Linked DNA regions of Mus musculus: region 2 is linked to region 1. A link is a loop called in an ENCODE intact Hi-C map of the cell type or tissue named here. Cell type or tissue: heart. All regions are shown on one strand.

Region 1 (2,500 bases):
CATGTCATTGTCAGATTTTATAAAAGAAAATACAGACATAAGTCATTCACGTGGCTTCTAATGTTTTCTTCAGTACTTAGGCCTTTGTCGTCAAACAATACTCGTACAGAGTTTATAACTCTCAAATCAGAGACTGCCTTGCTGATTTGGGGATCAATCTCAATCCCTGTCCCCCCGTCCCACCGTGTGTGTGTGTGTGTGTGTGTGTGTGTGTATGTTTCTCTCTCTGTGTATAGGTATCTCTGTTTGTCTCTGTGTGTTAATCTGTCTGTTTGCCTGTCTCTGCTGTCTCTATCTCTGTCTCTCTATCTCTCTCTGACTCTATCTCCCTCTCCCTATGTATGTGTATGTTTCTCTATGTCTGTCTGTCTGTGTGTGTGTGTGTGTGTCTCCCTCTCTGTTGGTCTCTGTCTCCCTATGTCTCTTGGTCTCTGTGTCTGTCTCTCTGTCTCTGTGTCTGTCTGTCTGTCTGTCTGTCTCTCTCTCTCTCTCTCTCTCTCTTTCTCTCTGTGTGTGTGTTTACTTTTGTTAGTTACATTTTTTATTTTGAGACAGTCTTGCTCTGAAGTCCAGGCTGACCTCTACTGGTGCAGTCCTCCTACCTTGTCCTCCTGAGTGCTAGAATTCCTGTCCTGTAAAACTAGAATTTCCAGACCTTCCTTGCCCTGCTAAACTGGAACAGGAGAAGGTGGAGCCCCCAGAAATTCGGCATCTCCCCGATATGGCATTCTAGAGGTTCTCAAGAGTTCTCTCAGTCACTTAGCAAATCAAAACGTGCAGCCAAATGTGAAGGCCAGCTCCAATCCCACCATCACCTCAGAGAGGTGTTCAAATCTGCCTGCAGCTGGTGTGACAACCCTAATGGGCGCAGCACCCAGCACGGAGCATGGGACTGGCCTCCCAAGGCACATTGTTGCCTGCAGCAATTCGATGAAGTAATTGACCTTACACTGGCCGCAGATGAGATGCGGTGAAGATATTCAACCCACAAAAACAGGAAAACTGCCACAAATCAGACTTCCCCAGAGTCCGTCATTAGCCCTTATCAGCACACCTCTTAATCCAGGGATCCGGAGGAGTAGGCTCATTTCTACTCAGGCAACAACCTGAGGAAGGACGCGCTGCATCTTGACAGGGAAACAAAAATTTAAGTTAATAAATTAAAAAATAAAGCCCAATAGGACTGTGCCTTTTCATGAGTAAAAGCTTTAATACCGCCCGCAAAGAGCAATTTTCCCCGCAGTGGCTTATGCCATTTCCTATTGTCCAGTGGGTGACCAATTTCTCTGATACAAGCCATTATTTAGATCAGAGGGTTATTTTAAGAATTAATTTTTAATAATATTCAATCCGGCCAAGAAAAAAAAAGCTCTAGGAATGATTTTTAAGATGTTTAAGGTTTCCCACGTTTTGTGTGGTTTACGACTAAAGCCCGAGCATTAAATAAAGGAGCAACTGTCGAAAGTGCCGCCCGCGGAGTAAGCACTCTGATCTACCTTCTCTCGGTCGCCCTCTGGTTCTATTTGTGGCTCAGAAGGTGACTGAGAGGACGATGAGTGCGATGAGTGCAGGTCGCTACGAGCCAGTCCAGCCAGCCAGGCCAGCCGCGGGTTTCCCCGGATTTAAGCCTCCCACCTGACCCTTCACTCCTCTGAGCTATGACGCTGCCCTTTCCTCCTCCTCCCTCCATAGCCGCTGCTCTTTGTGGCGCAGCATCTCACTCAGCTCAGGGCCTGGCCGCGCCTGTGATACCGGATGCATCTGTGGCCCTGCCCATCCTTGGCAGTGTAAGAAAAGAGAGCAGCCTTGCAGTCATTCGGACTTGAATCCGTTAAAATGATGCATAACTTATATCTTATTTGATGCTTTCCAACCAAAGCTTTCAAATGAACGAAACCTGGGAATAAACCAAGTTAATTTCCCCCACTTTTCCTTCTGTTTTAGTTGGCGTGCCTCGCTAAGTATAACTCATATTTGATCTCACCACCTGAAGTTTTATCTTGGTAATTAAAACAATTGGAAAGCAATTTTAGAAATAAGATGTCATAGGAAAACAAACTATTCCCTCCCACTACATATGGCTAAGTACCCGTTAGACCGGTGACCTACATCAGAGAATGAAAAAAATGTGCCAAAAATGTAAAGATGCTTGTGAAGAAGTGTTGCCCCAGACACTGGCCCTTTGACAACAGTGGTTTTTGAAGTTGTATTACTGGTTTGCAAATGCAGTGTTAAATGATTGCCTGCAGATCTAACCAAAGGAAAACTTCAACCTGTCCTCAGCCTCCTGCTAACACTTGGTAGTATTGTGTCCTTTTGGTCAAGTTTATGTCTCCTCCTCCTCCTCCTCCTCCTCCTCCTCTTCCTCCTCCTCCTCCTCCTTCTGAGACATTCTCTACTTCAGGTTAACCTTGAATTCCCTAGTAGCTGACAATGACCTTGAGTTTCTGATCCTTATGGCTTTACCAGTAAAGTGATGAGATTACAGGCCTTTGCCACC
Region 2 (2,500 bases), 110 kb after region 1:
TGGCAATTGTTGAAAAGGAATATGGTTTAAAGTGGAAAGGTAAGACTTCCTAACAGTCATAGTGCCTGCCATTTATACTACATGTAGGAAGTCCCTGGGGACTCAGTGTTTATTATTTGTATTCCTTGAAGTAATGAGGTGTAGTTATCATGCTATTTCCTGTCTCTATCCTAAAGGAAGAAGTCAGATTAAAGGGAAGGGAGAATAGCTTAAGGGACTGTTTAATGCTTTGTTGAGTGGCATGAAACTCAAATGTGTGATGTGCTTAAAATATTGTACTGCTGTGACAAAGTCATGTAGAACTGACTTCATGTGTCAAATTGGAGGGAGATAGGGTAAAAGGGGAGAAGAGAGATTAAAAGGATGTCTGGAACCCAGAGATGAGGTCAGGGGTAGAGATATTTGATATCGTGGGGCCTCTGATCAATAGGAGAGCTGCTGGGTTAGGTGGTGGTGGAGATCGGTGCCCTCTTCTTTTCTACTGTGGACCTTCAGTTCCTGGGAGAAGAATGTTTGTGGCCTGGCCACTACTCTACAAAAACAGTATCCAGGGGTCAGTATCAGTGTGCTGCAGCCTGCAGTGGGAGTTCAGTGCAAGAGAGGAGGCAGACCAGACTATTGGTGACTATTGGGCTGAGGAGAGAGTTCCTGTGGTAATCCAATGATGATCCAGAATTAGGTTGAACCCAGCCAGCCTCAGGAAGACCTACAGCTAACAGTGCTTATTAAAGCTAACGTGGACTAGACTCTGCAATCAGATCATGGTTTGAAAACCTTGTTGAGTTAACAGAGTTTTGGAAATATTGAGCAAGTGTATTTTAGGTTCTGTAAGGGATCTGTGTCACAAAAACACACTCAGGATGGCCTCTCTTCCTGAGGCGGGTGAAGAAGTCCTGTGGTCCTGGCACCTCACCTCAGCATGGCAGCATGGTACAAGTCCCCCAGAGCTATGTGGGTGGTGCCTTCATCAGGAATTAGTACCCTTGAAGTCTCCACAGCCCCCTACCCTTCCCCAGTTTCCCAACTGTAGACTTTGCTATTGAGCTTGTTGTGCCTTTTTTTCTTACAGTAGAAGTGGACATTTGTGTCTGTCAAAATTGGGAAACTGAAGTCTGCATTGATATCAATGCATGATCTGTGAAGACGGGAGCCAGTTTCATGAAGGAAGGAAATAAGACCCCCAATTGCTTGTTAGACGTCGGTGGGCTTCATTGCTTTGTTTTGACTACCTGACACCCTGCCAGTTACGCAGAAGCAGTGTGTTCCCAGCTTGTCTGGGTTGTTGCAGGAACAACAGCGAGTGCTCTGAGATTGGTGCTAGTCAAGTGCTGGTCTCTCCGTCATACCAGCTATAGAGCTGCTGCTCTGACAGACCCTCATCTGGGTTCTCACTGTGGCGCTACTGATGTTTTGGGCTGGGAAGCTCTTTCCTATGTGACAACTGTCCTGTGTGTTCTAGAGAGAGTGATGTGTGTGAATTCTATCTGCTTCGTCACCCTTGGCCCTAGTGCCTGACAGCTAACATGTCCCAGACGCCCTGACATGCGCCCTGGGAGGTAAAAGCTCCCATTTCCTGTTGAGCAGCACTGGTCTGCCTAAAGTACCACAGGACAGATGACACTGCAACATAAGAGGACTCAGGTTGCTCCAGAATGAGTGTTCTGGGCTCAGTGATGCACCCTGTTATTGTTATCCCAGGGCCCCAGAGGCAGAGGCAGGGGGATCTTGAGTTTGAAAACAGCCCTGGTTACCAGGGAGATGCTATCTCAAAAAAGGGGGGGGGGAGGAAAAGGGAGTGTGTGTGACTGTGAAGTGCCTATGTTGAAGGTTTCTAGCTCATAACACTGTCCTGGCTCTTGTAGAGGCAGCTGCTGTGGGTGCCATGTTGTAGCTGCAGTGGTCTCCTTTAGTCAGCTCTGAGTCTTGAACAAGATACTTAACTCCTTAGAGCTTAGACTTTGTACGATTGTTTGTTTGTTTAATTAAAGTGTAACACACATTCTGCAAAATTCACCTTTTTAATTTGTGCACTTAAGTGATTGGAAATGTGTTCACTCTGTTGTGCAACTATTTCATTTCAGAATATTTTATCACCTAGGAAAGATAGCTCATGTCTCTTACCAGTCACTCCCCTCTCCGTCTTTCCCCTCGCTACTGACAACCACTGACCTGCTTTCTAGCTCCCTGTCTGCCTTTGCTGACATTTTGTGGGGGTACAATCATGCAATATTGGGCCCTTTATGTCTGACCTCTTTCACTTAGCACAGTATGTTCAAGGTTTGCCCACGCTGTAGAATAAGCCAGCATTCTCTCTGTGGCTGATGTTCTGTTACTGTATATAAAACATTGTGTCTGTCCATTCACCAGTTGATGAATATTTAGGCTGTTTTCACTTTTTGGCTATCATGAATAATGCTTCTGTGAACACTTGTAAGTTCTTGTGTGCACATACATGCTTATAGTATACTGAAGCATAGACTCGGTGAGTCTAGGATGCGTC

The links. Peaks named below come from ENCODE experiments on the same cell type or tissue, not always from the same donor. Only the 100,000 strongest peaks of a DNase experiment are listed, where the experiment ranks them.
Region 2: it touches region 1 in a loop (1.9-fold over the local background); 3 of 42 quality-filtered maps call a loop at or near these places.

The regions. Positions count from the first base shown.
Region 1 is chr9:83,446,374-83,448,873 of GRCm38, forward strand. The region is part of intron 2 of Gm2087 (predicted gene 2087); the gene reads left to right. Among named protein-coding and RNA genes, the nearest start is that of Lca5, 6.5 kb to the left of the region's middle. In heart, a CTCF peak has its summit at 1,504; a DNase peak (open chromatin) is centred at 1,668; H3K4me3 peaks cover 1,172 bases; H3K27ac peaks cover 1,934 bases.
Region 2 is chr9:83,559,312-83,561,811 of GRCm38, forward strand. The region is part of intron 1 of Sh3bgrl2 (SH3 domain binding glutamic acid-rich protein like 2); the gene reads left to right. Among named protein-coding and RNA genes, the nearest start is that of Sh3bgrl2, 12 kb to the left of the region's middle. In heart, no CTCF peak of the experiment used is centred here; a DNase peak (open chromatin) is centred at 1,560; H3K4me3 peaks cover 527 bases; H3K27ac peaks cover 1,505 bases.